7 separate regions of the Homo sapiens genome follow, and regions 1, 2, 4, 5, 6 and 7 are each linked to region 3. The links are chromatin loops, found by intact Hi-C in ENCODE. Cell type or tissue: PC-9. All regions are shown on one strand.

The links. Hi-C counts contacts between places; a loop is a spot of excess contacts. Peaks named below come from ENCODE experiments on the same cell type or tissue, not always from the same donor. Only the 100,000 strongest peaks of a DNase experiment are listed, where the experiment ranks them.
Region 1: it touches region 3 in a loop (14-fold over the local background); 2 of 110 quality-filtered maps call a loop at or near these places.
Region 2: a loop joins it to region 3, with 6 times the contacts of the local background. A loop is called at or near these places in 2 of 110 quality-filtered maps.
Region 4: it touches region 3 in a loop (11-fold over the local background); 12 of 110 quality-filtered maps call a loop at or near these places.
Region 5: it touches region 3 in a loop (6-fold over the local background); 18 of 110 quality-filtered maps call a loop at or near these places.
Region 6: it touches region 3 in a loop (12-fold over the local background); 51 of 110 quality-filtered maps call a loop at or near these places.
Region 7: a loop joins it to region 3, with 4 times the contacts of the local background. A loop is called at or near these places in 5 of 110 quality-filtered maps.

Annotation. Positions count from the first base shown.
Region 1 is chr1:244,102,434-244,106,433 of GRCh38, reverse strand. It overlaps the pseudogene RN7SL148P. Among named protein-coding and RNA genes, the nearest start is that of ZBTB18, 53 kb to the right of the region's middle. In PC-9, no CTCF peak of the experiment used is centred here; DNase peaks (open chromatin) are centred at 1,523 and 1,933; H3K4me3 peaks cover 825 bases; H3K27ac peaks cover 1,022 bases.
Region 2 is chr1:244,321,150-244,325,149 of GRCh38, reverse strand. LOC105373262 (a long non-coding RNA gene) reads left to right here. Exons shown (of 3, transcript XR_949343.3): 1 at 1-55. Among named protein-coding and RNA genes, the nearest start is that of SPMIP3, 29 kb to the left of the region's middle. RefSeq lists an enhancer at 817-1,775. In PC-9, no CTCF peak of the experiment used is centred here; DNase peaks (open chromatin) are centred at 1,959 and 2,259; H3K4me3 peaks cover 1,598 bases; H3K27ac peaks cover 2,969 bases.
Region 3 is chr1:244,271,645-244,275,644 of GRCh38, reverse strand. All of the region lies in intron 1 of LOC105373262 (a long non-coding RNA gene), which reads left to right. Among named protein-coding and RNA genes, the nearest start is that of SPMIP3, 79 kb to the left of the region's middle. RefSeq lists a silencer at 2,357-2,583. In PC-9, CTCF peaks have their summits at 2,244 and 2,443 (motif pointing right); a DNase peak (open chromatin) is centred at 2,594; H3K27ac peaks cover 1,739 bases.
Region 4 is chr1:243,925,528-243,929,527 of GRCh38, reverse strand. All of the region lies in intron 1 of LINC02774 (long intergenic non-protein coding RNA 2774), which reads right to left. Among named protein-coding and RNA genes, the nearest start is that of LINC02774, 10 kb to the right of the region's middle. In PC-9, no CTCF peak of the experiment used is centred here; a DNase peak (open chromatin) is centred at 2,427; H3K4me3 peaks cover 646 bases; H3K27ac peaks cover 3,279 bases.
Region 5 is chr1:243,945,214-243,949,213 of GRCh38, reverse strand. The region is part of intron 1 of LINC02774 (long intergenic non-protein coding RNA 2774); the gene reads right to left. Among named protein-coding and RNA genes, the nearest start is that of LINC02774, 30 kb to the right of the region's middle. In PC-9, CTCF peaks have their summits at 1,759 and 1,959 (motif pointing right); no DNase peak of the experiment used is centred here.
Region 6 is chr1:243,706,713-243,710,712 of GRCh38, reverse strand. The region is part of intron 2 of AKT3 (AKT serine/threonine kinase 3); the gene reads left to right. Among named protein-coding and RNA genes, the nearest start is that of AKT3-IT1, 86 kb to the left of the region's middle. In PC-9, CTCF peaks have their summits at 2,116 and 2,315; no DNase peak of the experiment used is centred here; H3K27ac peaks cover 367 bases.
Region 7 is chr1:243,323,863-243,327,862 of GRCh38, reverse strand. The region is part of intron 9 of SDCCAG8 (SHH signaling and ciliogenesis regulator SDCCAG8); the gene reads right to left. Among named protein-coding and RNA genes, the nearest start is that of MIR4677, 20 kb to the left of the region's middle. In PC-9, CTCF peaks have their summits at 2,162 and 2,366 (motif pointing right); a DNase peak (open chromatin) is centred at 2,392.

The DNA.
Region 1 (4,000 bases), 170 kb after region 3:
AGCTTCTTGGCAGCAGGCTATGCAGCTTGCAAGATGGACTGAGAATGCCACAGGTGGGCTGATTAGCGGGTGGCATTTCTGAATTCTAACAAGCTGTTAGCATTATGTCTGTTTGCTTTAGGTACAGATGTGAAATGATTTGACAGTAGATTTCAAAAGTGTATGAGTACATTTTTGTATGTCAAACTATGGAAATACGGGGTTTTAAAAATTTCACACATTGATGGTATGTATTGTATTTATTAATTTCAGAAAGTATATGCCACTGACATGGCATAAAAATGAAAAAGCAGTCTCCGCAATGTATCAAATGAACAGATTGAATAAACATCCCACTCCCAGTTAATCAGAAAGTCTTATCTTGTGCTTCAGAAAAAGTCAGAGGTTGGAATAGCTCAGCCAGAAAATAAGAGTCTTTGGAGAGTTTATTTTAATTGGTTTTATAGTATGATGGTGATTAAAAAAAAAAGACAGAAAGAGAAAAAAAGCAAAAAGGAAAAACAACCACCACTCACAACAAATGGCGAGTGGAATACTTGCCGGTCACGTTAAGTGACATCTGCCCTAGTCTAAAATTTCAAAGGTGATTTCAGGATGGATAAAGGAAAGTCTGCCTAACATACAAAAAGGAAATTTAAAATAGATCTTAGAAATTTAAATTTCGATATATGCCAAAGCTGCACTGCAGACGTGAAAACTGAGAGACACCCAGAAGTTAGAGAGCGAACTGGCTGGCATGTAAAGGTCATTCCAGGTAACTCAGGGGAAGAAGGCCTTTCTTTCTTTCTGAGGATGGCTCAGCCATGAAGCAGGAGGGATTCAAAGGGGTATATTCATGCTTAGGCTTACAGGGACTATTCTGCTTTGAGTCTATGGAAGAAGATTTGGATGGCTCCACGATACTCCAAGGCGTTCTGTTCCCCAGCCCTTGGGGAATCCATCATCACAAAATCCATCCCAGCCTCTACCTGTGGCAGAGCCTTACAGTAGCTGTAGATGGGAGGATGCCTCGGTCCTTCTTTGGGAGGATCTGAGAAGTCCCTCGATCACATCGTAACGGGTCAGAAGGAAGACATGAGGATAGGAGACACCAAAGTTAACCCCACCGCATACCCAGGAAGCTCTGGATGGGTAGCAGGGAGTGTCCTGCATACCCAGGAAGCTCTGGGTGGGCAGCAGGGATCCCCCAAAGGAAGACAGGCAACATGGGTCGGAATTATGTTGCCATCAGGCACAAGAGCTGGGGGCTTCCGGATGGAAGTGGCGGGCAGCGCATCTGCCGTCAGGTGTAAGGAGTCATCACAGCCAGTACCAGGCAACACGAAAGAGGCTCAGATTTTTGTCTCCATCATTACCGTGGACTGTAAGAGGGCGAAATGATCTTAAAGTATAGCTAATACAGCACTCTGAATTTACAGATGAAAACCACGGCTTAGAGAGGGAACGTGTCAAATCACTTTACAAGCAGGGCTGCGTTTGCTCATGGCAGCAGTGCTGTGAGGTGAACGGAGAAAGCATGCTTCCCAGGTGAGTAAATAGACTTGGGGTGAGCCGTTTGCTCACAGTCACACAGCTGGGCTTCTGAAGTCTGAGGCCACTGCTGCAAAGTGGTCACTAAAGTATCTTTTTAATCATCACATTCATCTGACAAAGATGTCCTGGGCATTGACTTTGTGTTGGGCACTGTTCTAGGTACCAAGAATGAGCAGGGAATAACATGGACAAAATTCCTGCCCATGGGGGTTCTGCCTGCTGGTGGGAGAGATCAACAATAAATAAAATGAGTGCCTTTGGCATAATAGTTAAGAAAGTGAAAGGGTTAGGGAGAAAAATGAAGCAGCCGTGGGTGACTCAGAGCGTGGAGGGTTGGGATGACTGTGGTCAGAGAAGACCTCCCTGGAGGGAGAGAAGCAGTGAGCCACTTGGAGATTGATCAGGGACTGGCATTCCAGCCAGAGGGAACCAGTGCAAAGTCCTGAGGCAGGAGCAGCTTTGCAAGATCAAGGCACAGTGAGTCAGTGTGACTGGGACAGCTGAAGCTGGGGGACAGTCGCCGGGCAGCAGTCACAAGGCAGCCTGTGCAAGGTGACGAGTGGGGTGTGGGGCCTTGAGGCCATTGTAGAGACAGAAAGCATTTCCAAAGGTCATCAAGGGGCTCTTGTTAGTGTAAAAATACTATATATATATATATATTTGGTTTTTAATATATGTATTTGGTTTTTAAAAGACAGGGTCTCACTATGTTGCCCAGGCTGGAGCACAGTGCCTATTCACAGTTGCAGCCCCACTGGAGATCAGCACAAGAGTTTTGACCTGCTGCATTTCCCATCTGGGCTGGTTCACCCCTCCTTAGGCAGCCTGTGGTCCCTGCTCCAGTGAGGTCACCATAATGATGCTGAACTTAGGGCAGACTCCCCATGGGCCAACCGCACTTACAGCCCAGAGCTCCTGGCCTCAGGTGATGCTTCTGCCTCAGCCTTCCTGAGTAGCTGGGACTACAGGTGGGGGTCCCTAAATGTCTTATATTCTTTATCCTTTTTTTTGAGGTGGAGTCTCACTCTGTTGCCCAGGCTGGAGTGCAGTGGTGCGATCTCGGCTCACTGCAATCTCCGCCTGCCTGGTTCAAGCGATTCTCCTCCCTCAGTCTCCCACGTAGCTGGAATTACAGGCGTGCACCACCACACCCAGCTAACTTTTGTATTTTTAGTAGAGACAGGGTTTCGCTATGTTGGCCAGGCTGGTCTCGAACTCCTGACTTCAAATGATCCGCCCACCTCAGCCTCCGAAAGTGCTGGGATGACAGGCATGAGCCACCGCGCCCGGCCCTAAATATGCCTTATGTTCTTATGCAGCAGAGCAGTCTACATTCCACGACACAGACTTCCGGGTCAGCTTTTGGAGCCCAACTCATTTAAAAACTGGAGCCTTCCTTTCAATATAAAACAGTCCAGAAATCTCACTGTCCCATCTTGGGGGTCAAGCACTGTCAAGCACTTTACAAACACAATTGGAACATTCTCTTGTTCAAAATGGCCCTTATAACTTTTGTCCTGGTTTTCCTCAGTGTATCATGGTCTCCTCCTCTTGCCATATAAAACTGTCTTTCTTAGACATTTCCAACCATTTCAACAAGCAACAATTAAAAATAATCGTCATCTTAGCTCCTAGATCTTAGAGACTATATTTTCCTATCTTTTTTTTTTAAATTAGTTTTTCTCGTAATAGGCCTTTGGCTAAAAAGATATTCCACAACCTCAAGTATGATAGTTATAAGAAAAGAGGTATAATATGGAACCCATAGGGAAACCCTTCCTGACTCACCTCAACCTGAGGATCTGTGTCGTCACCCCTTAGCCTCAGTGGCTGGTGTATTGCAGGGGCTTCACCAAAATCTGTTGACTGTTAAAAGGCACTTCCATCAGAAAAAGAAAGTGGCCACGTAGCATAGGAAAACTAACTTGAATTTTACCTTCTCAATACTATTGGAATATGGGTTATTTCCTCCTCCATCACACAACCTACTTCCAGAAATAGCACGTGCAGGAGGAAGGTAACTCCACCCTCGGAGGGCTGGCAGCTAACTCCTGGGTCAGCATCTTGGGATGGGGTTTATACACAGACCATCCATCCCCTGGGTGTTATTCCTGGGTGTGGGGCTTTGATGTATCCCACCGTCCAGGGGTGCCTAGGGAGAAGTCAGCGTCCACAAACACGGCCTGACCTCTTGCGTTTGTGCAGCTGCTGCGGGTTGTTTCGGCCTCCCCGCTGCAGGCCAGCTGCCTCACGCTGCCATCGCGTGCCTGCCATCACTCACCCTCGTGGTCAGTCCCCAGGACCCAGCCGGCTTTTCTGAGGACTTGAAGCTTCCTCCTCCCCAACCCCGACCTCACCACACACACTACCTTTAAAAAGCTCAAGTCATAAAATAGATACCAGTCGACATTTATTTTCAGCACAAGGCAAAAAAAAAAAAAAAAGCTCTCCTTTAAAAACCAACACC
Region 2 (4,000 bases), 50 kb before region 3:
GACGTGCTGTGCTGGAATCCCTGAGCCTGCTCTGGCCTGGGAGGCTGCCTGATTTGTGAGTCCTTCATTGCTTCATTAAATTCTTTTACATTTAATCCGGTTGAAGTTTTCCTTTAATGAACTGATTTTTTAAAAAGTACCTAAGGTTAGCTTTAAAAAAAAAAATCTGTCCTTAAAAATTGGGTTGGCCAGGCGCAGAAGTGCAGTGGCTCATGCTTGTAATCCCAGCACTTTGGGAGGCTGAGGTGGAAGGATCGCTTGAGTCCAGAAGTTCAAGACCAGCTTGGTCAACACAGTGACACCTGGTCTCTTAAAAATAAAAGAGAGAGAGAGAGAGAAATAATTGGGTTGTGACTTATACTCTATACAATGTATATAACAAGACATACAATATATCTAGTTAGATAGAGAGCCATAGTTCCAATGAGCTAATAATACACATGGATTGTGGTAAGCTATGAGTGGCATATATAGAGACCAATAGGAAATGAGTTAATTCTGATTGCAGATATCTAAGCAGGCGAACAAGGCATTTGACATATGGATCAATTTTCCACTGGCAGCAATGAGGGAGGTTTTTGCAATGAACGGTTATAGACATGGAGGTGGGAAAAGTTAAGCCATGTACAAGTGTATTCATTGGCTAGGGCTGTTGTAACAAAGTACCAGAGACTGGGAAGCTTAGACAACAGGTATTTCTTTCATTTTTGGATGCTAGGAATCTAAGATCAAGGTGTCAGCAGGAGGATTCGTCCCTTCTGAGGGCTGCAAGGGACAATCTGTTCCATGCCTCTCTCCCAGCTCTGGTGGTTTGGTGGCAATCTCTGGCGTTACTTGGCTTGTGGGAGCATCAACCCTCCAGCTCTGGCGGTTTGGTGGCAATCTCTGGCGTTCCTGGGCTTGTGGGAGCATCACCCCAATCTCCGCCCTCATCTTCACCTGATGTTCTCCCTGTGTTTCTTGACGGTGTCTTCTCCATGTGTGTGTGTGTCTTTGTGTCCAAATTTTCCCTATTTATAAGGACCAAAGTCATATTGGGTTAGGTGTCCATCCTACTGACCTCATCTCAACTAATTATGTCTGCAACAACCTGGCTTTCAAATAAGGTCACATTTTGGAGTACTGGGAGTTAGAACTTTAACATGTACGTTATTTTTAAGGCCAGGGTGAGAAGGACATGATTTAACCTTTAACAACCAGTATGGGCCAGGTGCTGTGGCTCACGCCTATAATTCCAGCACTTTGGGAGGCCGAGGCAGGTGGATCACCTGAGGTCAGGAGTTTGAGACCAGCCTGGCCAACATGGTGAAACTCCGTCTCTACTAAAAATATAAAAATTAGCTGGGCTTGGTGGTGTGTGCCTGTATGTAGCCCCAGCTACTCGGGAGGCTGAGGGAGGAGAATCGCTTGAACCCAGGAGGTGGAGGTTGCAGTGAGCCAAGATTGCACTATTGCACTCCAGCCTGGGCGACAGAGCAAGACTCTGTCTCAAAAAACGACAACAACAACGACAACAACAACCAGTATGTAAGGCATATAGTGTGGCTGACATGTAGGGCCTGTAGTTTGGAGGGTACGGGAAAGTGAGACCAGAAAGAGACCGTGGCAAGCTTTTTAGTAAAATACTAATAATGGCAAACACTGGTTGACCAGTTGTTTTATCCCAGGTACTGTTCTCAGCACCTCATGGATTTGATTATTTAATCCTCATCATTTTATAGATGTGGGAATGGGGGCACAAGGAGCATACTTGGCTCAACTTTGAAACTTTCTTGAAATTCCTCCAAAAGGGATGTACTTTTTAAAAAAATAAAAGAAAGAAAGTAAACAAGGAAATGATGAAGAAAAGTCACACTTTCTGTTGGAAGAAGGCTGCTTTAATCAGGTTTGTGGAAGCCAAATCAATGTGACTCCGCCTTCACCAGCCTGAATTGTTTTTTTCTCTCCTAAAAGTCGACTGGTCAGGAAGCTCTGAGTCAGGACTGAGTCATAGTTGTGGTATGTTCTCCAACTAGAAAACAAACTTTGTTTTTAAAACCACTAAAGAAATGTTTGAATAAATAAATGTGCTTCTGTAGCCATCATCTCTGATTCATGAGTTTTTTGAATGGTTCACTACCAATGTTCCTCTGATTGCCGCAGAGTTTGGACAGTGGATATTCTCCACACTTAAAGGTGGTCTTGTCCAGTCTTTCCACCGTCCGTCTTGCTACTGCTTTTTAAATGCCTTCTCAAAAGCTAATCAAAAATTTATGAATAATTCCAAGCTGGGCAAACCGGTTCAACTGGCCTAAGTGCAAGAGGAAAAAGGAAAAGAATTCAAGTGAGAAATTATGCTGGTGTGGATTATTAAGAGCTATGGTTTTGTACAAATACTGCTTCCAGTCTTAGTGGGTCTCTCCTAAAAACCCCAGAGTCCAACCAAACCTAGGAACAGAGAAAATCTAGAGAAGGTAGAGAGAGAGTTGAAAGTCATTTCTTTTAAGGTGTTTTACTTTATGTTTCTATTTTCCCACACAAGGAACATTACCCAGATTTGTGAATGATAATAACACGTTTATTTCTATTTGTTATTTTTCCCTTAAAACAACATATATATTATCTTACAGTTTCAATCGGTCAGGAATCCAGGCATATCTTAGCAGGATCCTCTGCTCAGGGTGTCACAAAGCTGTAGTCAATGTGTTGGCCAGGTGGCAGTTCTCATCTGGAGGATCAACTGGGGATGAATCTGCTTCATTCAGCTTGTTAATAGAATTCATTTCCTTGCAGCTGTAGAACATACAGTGCTGTGCTTCTTCAAGGCCAGCAGGAGGGTTGACCCCAGGGAAATCTTCAGCCCTCTTCTTTTTTTTTTTGAGACAGAGTCTCACTCTTGTTGCCCAGGCTTGAGTGCAATAGTGCAATCTTGGCTCACTGTAACCTCTGCCTCCCAGGTTCAAGCAATTCTCCTGCCTCAGCCTCCCAAGTAGCTGGGATTACAGGCGTGTGCCACCATGCCTGGTTAATTTTTGTATTTTTAGTAGAGACAGGGTTTCACCATGTTGGCCAGGCTGGACTCGAACTCCTGACCTCTGGTGATCCCCCTGCCTCAGCCTCCCAAAGTGCTGGGACTACAGGCTTGAGCCACCGTGCCCAGTTCTCCTCTTCCAAAGGACTTCCAATGATTAAGTCAGGCCTGCTCAGGATATTCTTTTGGTTAATTTAAAGTCACCTGGAACCTTATCCACAGTGAAGAATGAATGACTTGCAAGGTTTACCTATTACTTTCTTCACTAGCTTTATTTGCATCTGGGCCTTATGCCAAAGGGATGAAATGCAAAGGGCAGAATTGCATTCATCAGTGATTCTGATGGAACATCTGCAAAAGTCCTTCATCCTTGCTATATAACCTGAGGATAATACTAGGGGACAGAGATCATGGGGACCATTTTAGAATTCTTCATGCCGTAATCACTTTCTGGTAATATCCTATTTATGGTTGTACTTGGAAGGTGCTACAGTTATCACCCTATTTTCTGAATAAGGAATAATGACGCTTTTAAATAGAAAGATTGAGGCCGGGCACGGTGGCTAATGCCTGTAATCCCAGCACTTTGGGAGGCCTAAGCGGGCAGATCACTTGATGTCAGGAGTTCAAGACCAGCCTGGCCAACATGGCAAAACCCCATCTCTACTAAAAATACTAGCCAGATGTGGTGGTGGATACCTGTAATCCCAGCTACTCAGGAGGCTGAGGCAGGAGTGTCACTTGAACCCAGAAGGCGGAGGTTGCAGTGAGCTGAGATGGCGCTGCTGCACTCCAGCCTGAGAAACAGAGCGAGACTCCATCTCAAAAAAATTAAAATAAATAAATAAATAATAAATAAAAAGGTTGAATATCCTCTCCTAAATGTAGACTGGGCCATCAGAAAATACACTTTCCATAATCATGGAGTCATAGAAGAGCATGTTAGACACAAATTTTTTTCTAATTTTTTAAATTTTTTTGAGACAGAGT
Region 3 (4,000 bases):
CTCCCTGACTGCTATCTCTCTCCCTCACTGCTATCTCTCTCCCTCACTGCTATCTCTCTCTCTGTCTGCTATCTCTCCCTCACTGCTATCTCTCTCCCTCACTGCTATCTCTCTCTCTGACTGCTATCTCTCCCTCACTGCTATCTCTCCCTCACTGCTATCTCTCCCTGACTGCTATCTCTCCCCGACTGCTATCTCTCCCTGTCTGTTATCTCTGTCGGACTGCTATCTCTCTCCCTGACTGCTATGTCTCCCCGACTGCTATCTCTCCCCATCTGCTATCTATCTCTGACTATCTCTCCCTGTCTGCTATCTCTCCCTGTCTGCTATCTCTCTCTGTCTGCTCTCTCTCTCTCTGACTGCTATCTCTCTCCCTGACTGCTATCTCTCTCCCTGTCTGCTCTCTCTCCCTGACTGCTATCTCTCTCCCTGACTGCTATCTCTCCCTGACTGCTATCTCTCCCTGACTGCTATCTCTCTCCCCGTCTGCTCTCTCTCCCTGACTGCTATCTCTCTCCCAGTGTGGAAGAGAGGAAGAACCTCCTATTTTCAGACATGGCCTGTGGAGAAGAAAGCCCCAGGTTGCATCCACAGGGTGGTGTCTCTGGAAGATTCTGGGATAACCCTGTAAGAGTTTGGTGGAAGAGGCCGGGTGCAATGGCTCACGCCTGTAATCCCAGCACTTTGGGAGGCCAAGACAGGTGGATTGCTTGAGGTCAGGAGTTCGAGACCAGCCTGGCCAACATGATGAAACCCCATCTCTACCAAAAATACAAAAGTTAGCTGGGCATGGTGGTGTGCACTTATAATCCCAGCTACTCGGGAGGCTGAGGCAGGAGAATCACTTGAACCTGAGAGGCGGAGGTTGCAGTGATCTGGGAGCCCACCACTGCCCTCCAGCCTGAGTGACAGAGCAAGACTCAGTATTAAAAAAAATAAAAAGAGTTAGGTGGGAGGAATGAGTGCCTTCTCTGATTCAGGCGTTCTGGCATGTCACCTCTAGGGGATTGAAGGGGGACCCTCATTCTGTAGGACAGAGGGATAACCTTTCACCTCCATCCCCCAGATGTGCCCCAGGATCTCCTGTAGACACAGCCTACCTCCCCCTCCTATAATCCTCACCAGCGAGCACACTTGGGGTGCTGGTGACTCATCCTGGATCCTAAGGGAGGCTTCCTGAGGATGGGCCTAGTGAACCAAACTTGGAGACAGAAGGTGAGTATGGAGACAGCGGAGCCCAGCCCGGAGGGAAGATGGCCTGGACATGAGTCATCCGTCCTCATCATTCGCCCAAGGATTCGATGTTCCTTTGGCTGGCATCTATTTTCTCTTTGCAAAACTATTGATCCTGCTGCCAAATGTACCCTAAGCCTACCTTATGCATCAGTGAGATGAATGATAAATTCAGTAACCTGAGGACACAGTAACGAGAGGGCACAGAGGACAGTGACTTGGACTTTCATCAGTAGACTTAACACTGGTTGGGCCACGGCCCGAGCAGGACTGAAATTTAGCAGGAGATGAGGACAGTAACATTTGGGTTTGTTCACCAAGCCCCCAGCTTGGCACCAGAAATTTTTGGCTTTCTGCAAACAGCTGCACAGAAGCAGTGGCCAAACCCAGCTAGTGTGTGATGAGTCATCTTGCGTCAGCATCGTGCAGCACAGACATCCTATGAGGGCTCCTTTAGCTGCTGTGTCTGGTTTGGGCTTTTTCCAAAAGACGAGGGAGCCAAATACCTAAGCCCCCACACTAATGAGCACTTTGCGATTCCATGTAAGCAAAGTTATTTCACCTCCCAAGACGCATCTACACTCCTCATTATTCATTGGCTGGCCCCGTGAAGCAAGGCCGAAGAAACTGACTTGACTTAAATCAGAAAAATGAAAACGGAGAGGACTTGGCAGTATGTATCTTTAGGAAAGCATGAGACAGTGTAAAGTCCTTCTCTTTATTCTGAGGCCAGGGCTTTAGACTATAGTAAGGTTAGTCATTGAAACCGATTTCAAGTTTCTAAAGTTTTACCAAGTATGATGATAGAAACTACTTCTCTAGGGATTTTTAATATATTCATGTGCATATGATTTTAAAGTGGACAAGGCACTCTTCATATGCATGATCTTATGTAAACACTACAAAACTCCAAGAATCAAACATTTATTATGACCTCCATTTTACAGATGAGAAAACAGGTTCCTAAAAATGAAATTATTTGCTCAGGGATGATGTCACAAATCACTGACAGAGCTTAAACGCAGGAACCAACATTCTGACTCCAAATCCCATTGATGTTTTCCCCAAACGATACAAGAAATGTCTTAAATGAAAGTCCATGTGAATATTTTGAAGAACCCTTCCAACGTCTTACCTAGACTGTTTTGTGATGCTGAGAAATTGATCTACACGTGTGCATCCCTCACATGGCCACAAGATGGCAGGGTAGCCTCGATGATTGAGAAATTGGCTTCATTCCTTGCACCAGTAGAGGGCTGTAGTTCCATGTTTCAAAAAGTAAGACATGGAAAAAAAAAAAAAAAAAAAAGAAAAGAAAAGAAAAGAAAAACAAAACAAAACAAAACAAAACCCATCAGTGTCTACATTGATGAAATAGGATGGTGGGAGGTTTGTTTTTCTTTTTGCCTTTTCTTTTTTAAATTAGGCAGTGAGAGTTCAAACAAACAAGTCTCCATTTTCACCTCTGTGTTTGCTTTTGGAGGCACGAGGTCAGGACTTGGGCCAGCCGCCTAGCCTACATTATTCATCTGTCCAGTTCCAGCCCTGGAACAAATGTGAAGAAATGAAGTAGCTTCAGTGGAGGGAAAACAGTGTTGTTATTGTTGCTGGTGACAGTTCTATTTGCCAACAAACATAAAAACATACTTTGGAACCCAAATGGGCTTGTCAGAGGGAACTTTTGTTCCATGTTTGGGCTGGGATGCTTCCAGATAGAAATCAGGCTGGCATTTGAACTTCAGGAGGCAGGGAGAGAGCTGTGCACAGCAGCTACTGACCCGAAAGGCCAGGCCATCAGCTGCAGTTTTCATCTGGGTGTCGTTTGACCACAGCCCACGCGGCTCCGGGTTGCCAACTGGGGTCACTGCCCTGAATGGGTATTATGGGGGAGGAGAGCAGGGCAGGCAGGCCAGGAGGATGGGCTTGCCACAAAAGGGGATTAACAGGCTTTGGATTCTGAGTTTTTGGAAGGTGGTTCTCACTTTGGGGCTTTGGGATGGTGAAAGCGGTCGTGATTCTGGGGGATTTATTTGCTGTAAGGTCTCAATTATCCCAAGACTGTTGGCAGCACCTTGGAGATCCCTTTGCTACATGGATTAATTACTCCAGGGATAAAGCCATCCTCGCTGTGTCTGCTGGTGAGTGTTTAGGGTCCGCGAACTCATGTAAATGCCAGTCTAAGGAAGCATAATTCAGAAGGCCAATCTGCCCATCCCCTGCTACTGTTACATAATTCAAGGTGAAGGTCCCAACCACAGCTGTCCGGGGGCTGCCTCCTCCCTCGCAGATGGAAGAAGCTTGCTTGATGGACTGGACTTACACTAATACGCTATCTATTTGGAAAGAAGAGATGGCGATAAATTACTACCATGGTGAATATCATTAAAATGCCGCAGAACCAAAAGCACTGTGTGAATGTTAACTCCAGGCACCTCGCATAGCCACTCCACAAAGCTCCGGTATCACCCAACACTTTAAATTGAGCTCTAAAGCTGGAAAGGCATCTTAGAGATTAGCGGGTCCAGACGTTCGTGTCTAAGACAGCAAGCTCCCCCTAGGAGGAGTTCAAGAAATGTTTGGTGAATGAGTGAGCCTTTCATTTTACAAATCATGTAACAGCCCCTGGGAAGTGAAGCAATTGCCCCCATCGCACACCTCATTGGTGGCAGACCAGGCACTACGGCACAGCTGGCTAACTCTCAGGTTAGTCCTGTTTCAATTCCATTTTGCTGCCTAGCATTTAAAAAACTCATTTTTATTTTGTTGC
Region 4 (4,000 bases), 350 kb after region 3:
CCTGGAAAGGGAGTGAGTCTTCTGCAACATAGTTGAAGGCAAATGCTTCCCTAGAACTCTAGAACTGGCATACGAAGATCTAAGCCCATACAACAGAGTGGAAGAAATGGCTTCCGCAAGGCACACCATGGCATGGGCTCAAGAGTACTTCAGACTTGTGGATATAGCTGTATGCACACAGCAGGAAACCTTTTAATGGATTTATTGGTAAAGTTATTGCCTGTTGCCTATTACATGAGTATCTGTGGCCTATGAAGGGCAAGCCAGGCTGGGTGTGGTAGCTCATGCCTATAATCCCAGCACTTTGGGAGGCGGGCAGATCACCTGAGGTCAGGAGTTTGAGACGAGCCTGGCCAACATGGTGAAACCCCGTCTCTACTAAAAGTACAAAACTTAGCCAGCCATGGTGGTGCACCCCTGTAATCCCAGCTATTCGGGCGGCTGAGGCAGGAGAATCACTGGAACTCAGGAGATGGAAGTTGCAGTGAGCCAAGATCATGCCACTGCACTCCAACCTGGGTGACAGAGCAAGAATTCATCACAAAAAAGAAAAGATGCAAGCCAGAACTCTTTTTTTTTTTTTTTTTTTTTTGAGGCAGAGTTTTGCTCTTGTTGCCCAGGCTAGAGTGCAATGGCACGATCTCGTCTCACTGCAACCTCTGCCTACCAGGTTTAAGTGATTCTCCTGCCTCAACCTCCCGAGTAGCTGGGATTACAGGTGTGTGCCACCATGCCTGGCTAATTTTGTATTTTTAGTAGAGACAGGGTTTCACCATGTTGGTCAGGCTGGTCTCAAACTCCTGACCTCAGGTGATCCGCCCACCTTGGCCTCCCAAAGTGCTGGGATTACAAGTGTGAGCCACCGCACCTGGTCACAAGCCAGAACTCTTATGAAGACCTGAGAGTCAGGAAAAATTTGCATCTTTTTAAAAAGCGGCATGCTTTTTTCTGTATGAAAATTTGAATTCTGAAGTTGAGAATATGTTCCTTAATTTTACAATTTACCATATTTCCCATTTTCCTCTGGTAACCAAGAAACTGAGATCCAAATTTGTCAGTCCATTTTAGCAGAAGTGTAAGATTTTATGATTTTTGGATTGTGGTCCTCCAATCCTATCCATATTTTCCATAGCCTGATTCAATATTTTGTCCGGTACTATATAATATATATAGTAGATACTGTACCCAGACCATCACGGAATGTGGTAAAAATATATATATATATAAAATAAAATAAATGTTTCTAGGACCATCTAAGTGGGACCCTGGGGTTAACAAACATCTAAGAAGAGCTGGCTGGCGCTGGGAGCCTGGCTCTTCCACTTACCCATGAAGGCATTGACTTTATAGGAATTCAATGAGAATTAATGATGCAGCTGCTTCAGAGAACTGTAAGCTACTTTAGAAGCAGAGAACTTCTCAGTAAAGCCCCAAAACCAAAGAAGTTCATATTCTTCTGAATCCTAGTGATGGTCCAGCTCTTGATGAAAGCGGCCTTGCCTCAACCCCTGCCATGCTCTGCTCCTTCCCACCCACCTCAGCCCCGTGGCTCCTGTTGCTTTGTTTTCACAAGGTGGTTTGTTTTTCATATAACTTACAAAATTGTCCCTTGGACTTCTGAATTAAGAATGTCTAGGTGGCGAAGCAAAATCCAAATGATAAGACGCAATAGTACGTATTATTATCATTATTTGGTATATGAAAGAGTCTGCTTGTGTTTCATAATGGAAGACTGGCAAGTAAGGTACTGCTGTCTGAATATTTCCCATTAAGGTGGCAGGAGATGAGACAGCACCAGGGTCAGTGCCACCTGAAGCTAAATTATCACTTAATATACATAGTGAGCAGCTGATGTCCAGAAGTGAGCATCAAGCTCCTTGCTAACATGATGAGCAATGGCCATCTGTCCCCACAAAGCCAGGCAGCGTGACCTTCAGTCCCAGGCATTGCTAGCATCATTCTTTCCCATGATGAAGGACGAGAGAAAGAGCTGCTCTGGTAATTCTCTGTTATTAGCAACAAGAAAAACCAAAGTTCTTGTCCCTGTTTTTATTACATATTTTCTCCTAAAAAAAGAAATAGAGGGAGAATCAAATGGGAACCTGGACAGCAAGTTAAAGCTTAGAGCTGTGTGATTCTATTTCCTTAGAAGGACGACATATGCATACACTTAATATGCAGTCAAAGAGCAAAGCAGTGCACATGCATTATACTGGAAATTCCTTCATGTTTTATTAATTTAAACTACATGAAAATATCTAGCTGGAACAAAAGCCACAGCTCGAAACCTCAGGCCACTGAACCTCTATTGATGAATGGCGAGAGTCACTCTAATCTCTGACTACTGTTGTTGGCATAGAGAAAGTAAACAACAATAGAAGGAGGTGAGAACAAATCACTACAAAGATATAACCTTGCCAGTGAGGGGTTTGTAATCTGGATTGACTCATTAAATTCTTATGTGAGTTGAATGCATTCCCCCATTTGTGTCCTGCATTCTTTTCTGTGTCTGTCATACAAGGGATCGCTAGCATCATCAGAACAAAAAGCGAGGGAAAAGTAAGTGGCTGCTTCTCGGTGGGAATCCAGCATTTGACAGAGAGCAAGATAACCATGTCCAAGATCAACAACACCAGACATTAAAAAATGTTTCTCTAAGCCTGAGCGGTTCTCACAATATCAAGCAAATATGTATGCAGTGTGTTATTTTTGTAAAGAATTCTATTTTTCCATAACCTTTTACTTAGCTCTCAGGATTTTTTTAAGTTTTTTTTTTTTTTTAAAGAAAAATGTAAGTCATTTCCTAAGAACTTGGCTTAATAGACCATTTAAAGAAATAGGAAACATATAATATAGGGGTTGCTTGGTGCATCCGCTTAGCATGTGTTAGATCAGGAGAAAAAAACAATTAGCCATGGCTTAACGGTAAGGATTATTCACTGTTGCCCTCACGAGAGTCTGGAGGGGTGGGTGGGTGCAGGGTAGTTCAGCAGCTCAAGGGTCCCCTCACCGGCCAGACTGTTCCTGTGCCTCTGTTCCACCATGCTCTGTGGATTGGTTTTTCATTCTAATATTTGTCAGCTCAGAGTCCAAAGTTAGCTAACAAAGCTTCCGGTATCGTATTCTCTCACGGGCATCCCCAGCAAGCGAGAACTGGGCAGAGGCAAAAACATTTTGCCCTTGCTGGGCTCCCTTTGGATTCAGGAAGGGAAGCCCTCTGTAGACTTCTCTTTGCATCTTATTGGCTGCACTGGGTCTCATGGCCATACCCAGATCAATCACTTAACACAACGAAAATAAGTTCAGGCCCATCATGATTCACTCCTGGAATAAAATCTTTGCCCAATACCTGCTGGAGGTGGGGGGTGGCGGGGGAAATTATGGGCAAATGGCTATTGCATAGGCACAGAACCCTATCCCGACGTCTATCTCAGTAGGCCAGGTCACCTCCTCCTCATTCTCCAAAACGCTTCCATCCCATGGCGCTTCCTTGAAACTTCTCAAGAATGGCTCATGTAAAGTAGCTGCACACCAGGTGGGATATTATATTTCAAATCTGTTTCCTTTATGTTTCCATATATTTTCCTATTATTTTTCATTCTTCTGTTGGTCTATGTATGTAATTTTGCTTCTGGCAGCATCTGTCTCTTACTCTTTTGTTTGTTTCTGAGCCTTCTCTCCTATCACCTCTCATGTTTGATAATCTTTTACTTGTACATCTACTCATCCTATACTTCTATTTCACTAAAAGTACAGAAATGTAGGTAAGTCTGCTTATGGCTCCTATATTCAGGATTATATTGTTAAAGCTGTGACTTTGGCCTCTGGGATCAGAGCTGCCAAGAGCAAGACAAGTTCCCTGGCCAAGCGCTCTCGAGGGCAACAGAGACTGGGGCCAGAGGCCAGAGCTGAGCACTCACTATGGGGGCTTGCGACTAGGCTGGGAAGCCCAAGAGGGTCCCTTACTCATTTATTGCCCATGAGCAACCGATACACTTAG
Region 5 (4,000 bases), 330 kb after region 3:
AAATTTTATTTTGAACTTTTAACATGTGAGTAAAACATGCTAATAGGACTGATGAAGACGTACAGAGACAGAACCCCGATAGGGTGGCAGTTGTGGGGATCACTGTGCAGACATGCAAGCGGAAGTAAAAAGAATTCTTTGAGCCCCCAAAGATTAGGAATTGGCAGTAATGCTTTTAGCACCTCCATATCCTATCAGTCATTTTAAACATCTAAGATTCCCATTGCAGAAACATGGCACATAGAGTCAGGAAACAAAGGTTATATAGATATTTGCAACCTGTAACTGTCCTAGGATCGATCACAAGAAATTCAGTAGGTGCCTCACATAACTAAGCACTGATCATTGATACTAAGACCAGATATGTGATCTAAATTAGCAAAGACACACTCCATGCTGCTTTGAAAATAATCACCATAGATGTTATGCTTTTTCTTGATCATCTCTTTCAGCAACACCAAATTGCTCTATCACCCTTCAATTCAGATCTCCACAGTAACAAGTTTTTAAAGCAATTTGCAGCATTTCACTTTCTGTGGGCCAAACCCTGCCTGGACAGTCCCTTTTATAATCATGACTTTCTCATGGAGCTAAACAGGTGAGGATCAGCCCCAGGATACTAGAATCTGGAACAAATGGATTTATAGCCACTCTAAAATTGCAGGTAGGCTCTGTCACTCCCACTAATATCTACAAGTCATTGCAAATGGAAAGGACAGCAGGACTGGCCAAATCTATCTTTGGCTTTCTAAAGTCAGTCTCACTGTGCACTGCTCTCTACCAGAGTAAGACTCAAGAATAAATGATTTTAGTGAATGAGTTTTTAAAAATAAATTAATGAATTAACAATTTAAAAAGAGTAAGTGAGCAGCCATTTTTTTCTGCCATTCATCTGAGCTCCTGTGAAATAGTTCCAAGCAAGATTCTGCCCAGTTAAGAGGAGGAAGAGACCTCAGAGGTTGTCTGGACAGGCCAGGTGTGGTGGTTGACACCGGTAATCCCAGCACTTTGGAAGGCCGAGGTGGGAGGATCACCTGAGGTCAGGAGTTCGAGACCAGCCTGGCCAACATAGTGAAACCCTGTCTCTACAAAAATATAAAAATTAGCTGGGCATGACGGCAGGTGCCTGCAATCCTGGCTCCTGGGGAGGCTGAGGTGGGAGAATTGTTCGAACCCGGGAGGTGGAGCTTGCAGTGATCTGAGATCCAGCCATTGCACGCCAGCCTGGGCGACAGAGCGAGACTCCGTCTCAAAAACAAAAACAAGAACAAAAACAAAACAAAACAAAACAAAAGAAACAGAAAAGACATTATCTGGACAGGGGCAGAAAATACTTAAGACTTGTGAACTAAGCCTCCCAAGTCAGTGCCCATCACATTGATTGGCCAAGCTGCACTAGGAGACTCTCCACAGGAGAGCATGTAGAGCACATGCTAAGGTTCTCTATCCTAGAGTAGACCCCTGCCAGCTGGAACTAGCATTTAAGTTTCTCAGCAATTAACAGTCACCCTTGCTTTCTTTCCAGGACGCTCTTTCCAAATGCCCTGACTGTGCTCTGCACAGATCACTGAGTCTGCTTTTTCCTCTGGGTGACAGATTCCTCCAGGCAGGGACCTTCTCATAGTAACCCCTTAATTCAGTATCTGATGCATACTAAATGCTCAGTAAATTTTTGCTCAATGAAAAAAGAAAAACACTATTTCCAGAAAAGACAGTATATGAGGCCTGCCTTTCCAATTTGAGTATAAATTCATTGTATTAGAGTTTAATCAAAGTAGTTAGTTCACAGATTACTAAGACAGTGAGATGTGATTTGTGTGCTTATGTTTTCATAGGGACAGCAGGAGGGGTGGAGTTAAAGTTTAGGGATCTATTTTGGAAAATTACAGGTTTGATGGCAAACTCTTAATTGCCAGCAGAATAGGACGAGGGGTTGGAGTTGGGGTGCATGAGCACTAGGGGGCACTGGGGCCCTGGAAGCAAGCATTTCTCCACTTTCATAAATGACTTAGGCTGTCTCTACTGTTGCTCTTCTCAGCAGGTCGGGCCCGTTTAAGGGTAGCCTAAGGTATACCTCTCATGTGCTAATTACCAACAACAATGGCAATCTCTTTTTAGAGGTGAAGCTAGTAGAAGTTCCTAAGTGGAGAAAGCATTCCTGCTACCATGCAGCGGAGGCGCGGAAGGCAGACTCGTCACCTGTCTGGCTTGCTTCCCTCTCGTCATCCTGTCCCTGCAGCAGGCAGCAGCTGTGTTCCAGTTTTGCCCTCATGGCCTCTGAGATACTTAACTCCAACCTATCTGGTTCTTTTTTCTCCCCACACTCTCCACCATCATAGCAGAGACTCAACGTGTGATCCAAGTTTAGTGCCTTTTTTCCATGCCAAGCAAAGTGAAGTCATTTGGCCTTGGATGAGGTGTCTGGTACACAGCTAGAGGTAGCATGGAGCAAATGAGGTTTAAGATTCAGGGACCCTCACTTGAGGATTCTTCTGAGGCTCTGGGAGGGTGCTCAGCAATGTTGCATTTCTTATCGTGTAAAGTTCTTCATACATGTGTAGACAGACATACATAGACACACGTTCTATAAACTTTGGCCCCCAGGCCAGGATCCATCCCTGGTCTCGCATAAAAGCTCTTCTTGGACTAACACACTGTGAGGCAGCCTGACCTGGCCTAGAAAATTCCATTCTCCAAATCCAATCCCTTAGGCTCTTCCCAGGCCCCACCATCAACAGCCCTCCGTGTCTCCCCATCTGTTTATCAGAGATTACAACTCCTCTCTGATCTTGCTGAGCTTTTCTTGACCGGAATCTGGGGTTGTGCCGATAAGAGCTTCGTGTCTGCCTTGGCTTGCCTCTTCGTTTTTTCTAAGACTTCCTTTGTCTAGTTTTTTGTTTTTTTGCCATGGAGAATCTGCATTTCTCTCCTGTTTTTAAAGGCACATGTCATGATACAAAATACAATTCCATTTGGTAGTAAAAATCACAGAACTACTGAAAGGTTTGTTTTGTTTTGTTTTGTTTTGTTTGAAGCAAGGTTTCATTCTGTCACCCAGGCTGGAGTGCAGTGGTGCAACCCTAGCTCACTGCAGCCTTGACCTTTTGGACTCAAGCAATCCTCCTGCCTCAGCCTCCTGAGTAGCTAGGACTACAGAGGCACACCACCATGCCTGGCTAGATTTGTGCGTGTGTGTATTTTTTTGTAGAGGTAGGATCTCACTATGTTGCCCAGGTTGGTCTCGAGCTCCTGGCCTCAAGCAATCCTCCCACCTTGGCCTCCCAAAGTGCTGGGATTACAGGCGCCAGCCAGGGGGCCAGACCTGAAAGTCTTAATGTAAAACTAGGCAGCAGGATTCAAGGTCAGCCTGGTTGAGACAGATTCCTGAGCATTTGTACCTCCCTTTGAAATGATAATTTGGATTAAACTTCAGATTACTAGTTACCGTCAGTTACTCGATGAGTCCATCTTCATCTGGGCATCTCTCCTTCCACTGGGTGGTATTAGGGAAGCAGCTCTTATGACATCATCTCAGAGAAGGCTTCTCTAAGTTCATCAAAGGAGCAAGCTCTTTCCTACCCCAAGGCATTTGAACTCACTTTTCCCTCAGCCCAAAGTACTCTTATTCCACACTCATGAGTGGGCTGGTTCCTTCTCATCCATCACAACACACTATTAAACATCACTCTGGCTGGGTGCGGTGGCTTACCTCTGTAATGTCAGCATTTTGGGAGGCCGAGGCAGGCAGATCACGAGGTCAGGAGTTCGAGACCAGCCTGGCCAACATGGTGAAACCCCATCTCTACTAAAAATACAAAAATTAGCAGGGCGTGGTGGTGCACACCTGTAATCCCAGTTACTCTGGAGGCTGAGGCAGGAGAATCGCTTGAACCCAGGAGGCGGAGGTTGCAGTGAGCCGAGATCGCACTGCTGCACTCCAGCCTGGGCGACAGAGTGAAACTCTGTCTAAAAATAAATAAATAAATAAATAAACGTCACT
Region 6 (4,000 bases), 560 kb after region 3:
TCAGTAAACCTAAAAGTATGATTAATTCCCATACAGATGTAGGTGGTGGTTCTTTACATTTTTCTTTTCAAATTGTTTTCATCCGGCATTCCACGCTAGTAAATATTACTGAATAATTTTGGATGATGAGTCAAGGGTTGTTGTACCTGGGAGAGCCACCTAATTTAGTATTTAAGAGTCTTTCATAGGACGGGGTATAGTGACTAAGAACTTCTATTTTGGTTTAAAAGAATAAATTGGTTACACTAGAAAAATAACGCTCACTTTTGAATGGAGTGCTAGTAGCTTCATATAAGGATATTTTAATGTTTAATGGCACATGGTGATGGATGCCAGTATTTCTAGACAGATAGTTAAGTGTTACAGTCTAAATTTATAAACAAATAATTTTTGTTGTTTTTTATAAAAAACAACTTACAGTACCAAAGAAGTGGAAATATCCATAGCCTATGAAATATATCACAAATGAGGATGAAACTGTAAGGACATTTTCACAAATAAATGAAACCGTACTTGGTATATTTTCAGGATAATTCAGAAAACTTCAGAAACTTCTAGCTTTAATGTATATTTGAATTGTGCCTCATCAAAATACTGCATGAATAGCAATTTTTAAAAATATTGGCCAGTATGTTGAAAACAGAGTATTTCACTGTCTGACATATTGTTTAAGGCATCTTGCTAAATGTTTTGGCTTAAATTTTTTAATGTGTTTTAGTTCAAAAAAATCTGATTAAAGATGTGGGTAAACGTGGTAGCACTTTTTAGAACAGAAGATGATTAAGATACAAAGGCAGGAAAAGCATAAATCGTGAAGTTTGTCTATTTTTTTGGCCAAGCAAGTCACTTATTTGCTTGAGACTGGAACACAGCATCAAAGTTCATAATTTTATACTTCTAAGGAAGAACGCATAGAACAGCAGTTGTTGTTTCCTGGCATCTTTTTGAAGAGATATTTAAACGTAAGTATATATATTTATTATAGAAAAGAATTTTATAAAATGACCTTCATTCCCTTCCCTGAATTTGTAGTATGTTCAACTGTTAAGCTAGTTCCTTTTACCTTTTGATTTAGTAAAGAAGGATTTTAAATAGAATTTAAATTTTTATGATCTTAAAATATCCATGATATTATATACTTTAAAAAGAATAAGACTGTTTAGTAGTTCAAATTTTAAAAATCTAATTTATTCAAAGTTATGCTAAATAATGGCATAGTTCCTGAGTGGAGAACTACTATACTTTGAATTATAGAAGCAAGGACTTTTTTGAAAAAGTAAATACAAAACCTAAATAAAACACATTTTTACTAAATGGCAATCAGTGTCATCCACGTGAGATCTTGCTGTGTCAAAGTAAATTTGCTGTTTACCTGCTTGTAATAATTTTTATCTTCCTTCAATAGAAGCTCTTTTTTTTTTTCTTTTAATGCTAGGTTTTGTTTTTTTTTTTCTATATGGGAGAAGTGGTGGGACCTGGAAAGTTGGATAGTTACTAATTAACTTGTATGTAAAACTCTGACATAAAGATTAGCACTTTTTATATTCTTAAAGTAAAGGTCTATCATACCACTGGATTATATAGGGTAAGTTACTCAGTGTTTTGTATATAAAAAAAAAACTTTGATAAGTGAATGCTAGAAAACTTTTCCTTTCTGTGAAATAGCAAAAGGAATAAAACACCCAGTGTACATTGATTGACTTAGATTCTAGAATGGATAATCCTTATGCTATGTAAAGATTCTTAGTGTAAGAATCAGTTATGAAAACTCAGTGAGTGCTTCAACTCCACATTGCCAATTTGTCATTTGCATTATATTTCATTAATAAATGAGTGATTTGTAACAAACGAGTGTATTGGTATTGGCTGCTTTTAAGAAGACACTTTGGAACTGAATTGTTATCCTCCTCAAATTACTTTGTCTTTACTGAAAGATTGTATATTTAGATGTCCTGCAGTTTTTAAAAACAAATTATTCTACAGAGAGCAAAACAGGAACTTAGATTATTTATGCAATGTAAAATTCTTATATACTTTTTTATTTTATTGTATTTTGGATGACTTCAGTGATACTGATGATTCCATGCATTTTCCTTCCTGATGCCTTGGTTTTAAGAAAATCTTTCCTTTCAAAGTCACTGGAAACATTTGAAAACAGCATTATTATGCTTACTGAGGTACAGATAATGATGAGGAAAGAAATATGTACGTATAATGAGCAAATATGCCCATTTCATTTTAAGAAATTTGTTTTTATTAGTATGATAGGTAAAGATTGTTTTCTGAAATTTCTATGTGTTAGGTAATACTGCCCTCAGAGGGCCAAGGTAAGTAAATTCATTTTTAACATTGAGAAGCAGCTTTTCTATTTATATTATCTATAAGCTTTCTTTGGGGAGTACTCAAAATTATTTATTTGAGTAATTGAATAGTGTTTGATTTGTGGTTGCATTTCTTTGATTTGTTGTGTTCTTTTAAAATGTTTGTGCCCTTCAATTCGACGATATCATTTAAACATGTTCAGTTCTAGTCTAAGAAAATGTTAACATGACTGGCCATAAATTGTCAAATTAGATGGGTTCATAGAGAGTATAAGAAAATTACCTGGAAAAGTTAAGATGATTTTACTTGGCGGGTGCGTTTTAGTTTTTGTGTCTTTGATAGCAGATATTCTAGTATTCAAAATTATTTGAAGCCACACTTTTTAATATAGAGCAGTATTCATTAAAATGGAAGCATAGATTCCCTTCAGTTTTAAAAACTTAAGCATAATCACATCTTTCAAATATAATATGAATCAAGAGTAATTTACTTTGCTGTATATGCAGTGGCTATGTATAAATATACTAGAAGTTGAAATACACTTATTCCTGTGCACTTATAAAAGCATACGTTTTTAAAGTAGAGGTAAAGACCTGATATTGATGTGTGACTTAACACTTCTTTGAATTCAGAATATTGGGGATTAGATGATGATTAATTTTTGTAATAAGAAAGGAAGAGTGGGGAAGGCCTGATGTCAAAATAATGAGGTGTTCAGCATCATGCTGTATATCCATGTAACAAACCTGCACATGTACCTTCTGAATCTAAAATTAAAAAAACCCAGAATAATGAGTTGTGTCCTTTTTTCTTTTTGTATGGAGTAACTTTCTTATAATTTGAAAGAAACATTGCAATGTTTAGTAGTAAATTCAGTGGAAGGCTTTTGATTTTTTTGCCCTATAGTTAGTTGTTATTGAATTAAGAAAGATGATTTCTGTGACAGTTGGTATTGTCAGTCTTTCACTAGAGATTTCAATGAGTTAAACATAAGCGACACTCAGTTCATTATTCTTAGTAATGAGGGATGAAGACAGGACATAAGCAAAGTGAATAACAAAAATAGAAATTTTATCCACAAAAAATCAATACCTCCTTTGCTCAGCTAATGTGCAATAGTGATAGTCTAGACAAATTAAAGAAATTCCATTTTATTTTAAACACTCTAGTTACTTTTGTGTAGTCTAACATATTGTACATATTAGGTACTCACTAAATCTCCTTTGATTGGTTTCCTTAGCCTTACTCTGAGATGTTTTATTCAGTTAACAAATGCTTACATAATGCTTGCAGTGAGCTAGATGTTGTTCTACATGCTTTACAAACTTTAATTTATTTCTCCATTATTATTGTCCCCATTTTCCAGAAGAGGAAGCTGAGACCCAGAGAGATTAAACAGCATTCACTGTCTCTCACACAGCTAGTGAGTGACAGAACTGGCATTTGAACCCAGGCAGTCCAGCTTGAGAGTGTGCGCTCCCAACCACTCTTTGAATCTTAACTCTGTCCTTTACTAGCTTGTCCCAGTGTCTCAGAGCCTCAGCATGGCTCTCTGTGAAAAGTGAGAATACTGCAGCACCAGTCTCAGTGTTGCTGTGAAGAGGGCTCTGTAAGTGAAGCCTGAGCACAGTGCCTGGCTGAGGACATTCATGTTTCCTTTTCTTCCTTGCTCTTACCT
Region 7 (4,000 bases), 950 kb after region 3:
TGATTTTAACGTATATGTCCGGTCACAGTGAAGAAAACAGAAAAGCGTAGTAACACTTGGAATCAGAAAAATGATTTATTCTTTCTAAAGATAACTCTCTCACACTGGACCGCACATACTAAAAGATTTGGGTCTAGTAAACAATTATTTATACACTATCTCCATTAAAGCTCTCTCTTAATTCTAGAGTTTCTTCTCCTAGTTTCAGAATCCCTGTCGATTGAGTACCCCTATAACCATTCAGTAAAGACATAATAACTGACTTCTCAAAGGCTAGGTCAGTAAACAATCAACTATCATCAAATGATTATAATTTTAATTTCTACAAAATTATAAATTATAATTTTAATTTCTACAAAATTATAAATTATAATTTTAATTTCTACAAAATTATAATTATAATTTTAATTTCTACAAAATTATAAATTATAATTTTAACTTCTATAAAATTATAAATTTCTATAAAATTATAAATTATAATTTTAATTTCTATAAAATTATAATTATAATTTTAATTTCTATAAAATTATAATTATAATTTTAATTTCTATAAAATTATAAATTATAATTTTAATTTCTATAAAATTATAAATTATAATTTTATAGTAACTGAATGCTATAAACAGGCAATTACCATTAAATGATAGATCTTTATAGGTGACAAAGTTAATTTGGGGCCTGCGGCTGTTATTTCTCTCAGTAGTTCCCAAGTCCTGGCTTCTCTCCCTTTCCCTGAACACGGCCCTTTCCTTGGTGGAAATGGCTGTAGGTCTTGAGAAGTTGGGGAATTATACATTCCCCCCACCCAGCAGACTCATTCCTGAAGGTACCTTTTCTTTTCTGGGAAATTTCTTTAGCTGTGGTCATTCTGTGTTGACATATTAACACTTTTTTTCAAACACAGTTTATTGGACTTGATATTCCCAGTCCTGGTTTTATTAAGCCAAAGGGTAGGCACTACTATCTTAGGCAGTCAAAATATTTTCGAAAACAAAATTTATATCTAGTCAACTAAAATTTTAAAACAGGAAACCTATTGTAGATCATATAAAAGTCCTTCCCAACTGCTAGGGTTAGTTTTCAAGAAATCTTTGTGACAGAATAATTCATAACTAAGGAATTAAGATCTTATGAAAAATATACAGCTCACACCTTTGAACATAAACTTTAAAGCTTACAAACATTTTTATTTTTATGAATAAAGCCCACAAAATTAAAAAGATTAACACATTTCAAACATCTAACTTATGAATAATGCAAACTATTGATTTTAATTTATAAACCCTTGCTAACCAGAAATTTATCAGTCTATCCCTATGTACCATTTTTCAAGATATTTACACTTCTTTTGGGACAGATAATGTGCAAATCAAGAAGCGTTATTTTCTATCCTTGTGACTATAACCAAATAGTCAATGCTTTTCTGATTTTATTTTTAATCCAGGTTTCTAATTCCTGCCTTTCTGACTCCCTGTAATCCAAGAAACAGAATAATTTGGATATTTGAAAAGGGAGAAAAAGTCTTTGTAAATATTTGTTCAACCTACCAGGCTGCTGTTTTAAAAACTAATCTTCAGAATATCACATGTAACCCATAAATATGTACAATTATTATGTATACATAATAATTAACTTTTTTAAAAAGTTCACACCACTTACCCACAAAGATATATGGCAGGATAGGTCTTAGCAAATTGGAAATACATACTTTGTTCAAGTTGTTATGAGTAAAAAAGAAAATTTTTTTTTTCCTTAGAGGGTTATATCATTACAGATATGCTTATGGTAACTTCATGCCACAGCCTGTGCCTTCAGGCCTTTACACATACCTCTCAACAATTTCCCTTCCAACACAAGCAGGCAGGCCTAAGGCCTGGTTAACCTTTTCATCTGCTTCGTGTAGCTTTTTATCAAGGTGTGACTGCACAAGCCTCTACTTTTTCTCTCCATTTAGTCCCAGGTGAATTCTTTTCCTCTTTTAAAATTATCACCAATTGAAATAACTTCCATTTTCAAACAAAAATATTTATTGAGCACCTACTAGGTGCCAGATACTTTGCTAAGTGGTATACATGGATTATTTAACCCTCTCAATACATTTTAATTGGTTCTTATCACTCAATTGAAGAAACTGGTACTTTGAGACATTCAGTAACTTGCCCAAATCAGAGACCTAGAAAGTGGTGAGAGTAGGGAGTTTATCCAAGGTAGTTCCACACAAGAATGTTTGCATGGCATTATATACTTCTCAAGTTATATATTTATTTTCTTATAAAATCCTCAGGCATTTTCACTGCCACAAAGAATGTAAATATATAATTCCTTCTATTTAGCATGTGATACCCAAATGCCACACTAGATGGCAACAAACGTCAAGGAACTAAACCAAGTAACCATTTCATCACTCAGTAATATAAGTAGTTGGGTTTTAAATTAAAATATGTATACCACCTGGCTTTTTAATGCACTTAGAAAGCAAAAATTCTAGTGTGTTTCAACATACCTTCTAGATAAAAAGTACTAGACTTGCAATACATTTTGTCCTTGCATTCATTATTACTAATTTACTGAAAATGCTATAGATTCCTAATGAACAATAGTGTTGCTTGCTCTCAGTTATTAAATTTTTTAAAAAATTAATTACAAATTTCACATTAATAATAATTGACTTCCACTGAACAAACATTTATTGTTAATTAAGACGTAAATGGTCATGTGTGAAATACAATGATAGATGTCACAGACCTGATTTCAAGGTCTTCTGGTGGAGAAAACTGTGTAAACAACTACCAAAATTATACACCACATCAACAGGAATACAGAGGAAAAAGAAGTTAATTCAAACAAGAAGGGGCTGGGGAAAACTTCAGGAAGACTGCCACTTGAGTTGAGCCTCATAGATTGAACAGATACTTCATAGATTATTACAAGGCAGAAAAATACAGCATGTGCAAATCAATGAAAATGGCCAACTGCAGGTCATGTTCTGGAAACAGTGAAGGTGACATGAAAGAGTAGAGTGAAAGAGAAGACTAGCAAAGTTAGAATGGGGCCAGATTTGTCTTTTATTCTACTGCAAGAGGGGAGCTACCTAAACAGGGAGATTTATAACTCAGGAACTATAAATGTTATGAGAGCACTGTGAAAAGTATGCTGGAATTAGATGAAATTTGAGGGAAACCAATTAGAAAGCTATTGTAATTGTCTGCATACTTGGTATAAGAATACGTGAAGTATACCACTGGACACGGTGGCTCACACCTGTAATCCCAGCACTTTGCGGGGCTAAGGAGGGAGAATCAGCTGAGCTCAGGAGTGCAAGGCTGTAGTGAGATATGACCGCACCACTGAGCCTGGGTGACAGAGTGAGGCCCTGTCTCTGAAAAAAAAAAAAAAAAAAAAAGCATGTGAAGATGTGAAGCCTTGAACCAGGGCAGTGGTATAAGAATGAAAAGGTAGGCATAGTTAAATAGAAATTTGACTCTGAAGAGAGAGAGAAAGACCTTGGGAACTGATGGAATGTCAAGAGCAAGCATAGGGAAGAACCGAGATGTTTTAAAGAATGCAAGCCAGGACTGCGGTGAAGATGGTGATGCCTTTGTTTGAAGACGATCATAGAGAAAATGGTAGAAAGAAAAGGAGTGGTAGATGGGAAGGCGGAGCCAATGAACGGTTTGGTTGTGTAGAGTTTCAGACGCCAGCAGTGTATCATCCATAAAAAAAGATCTAGTAGCAGCAAAACACGTAGGGCTGGGGCTCAGGAGAGCAGTTAAAGCTAAAGGCATAATGTGGGTGTATTCACTGGTAATATTTGGCCACGTGAGGAGAAATGAATCCCAGGAAGTCAAGGCAACATGGGAGGAGGGCTGGGAACTAACTCTGAGGAACGTCCACACTTAAGACTTGTGGAAACCAAGAAACAAGTTAAAAGAGACTTAAGAGTAGACAAGAATGGTACAATGTGGACCCATGAGAGTAACATATCAGCTAAATCAAGGGA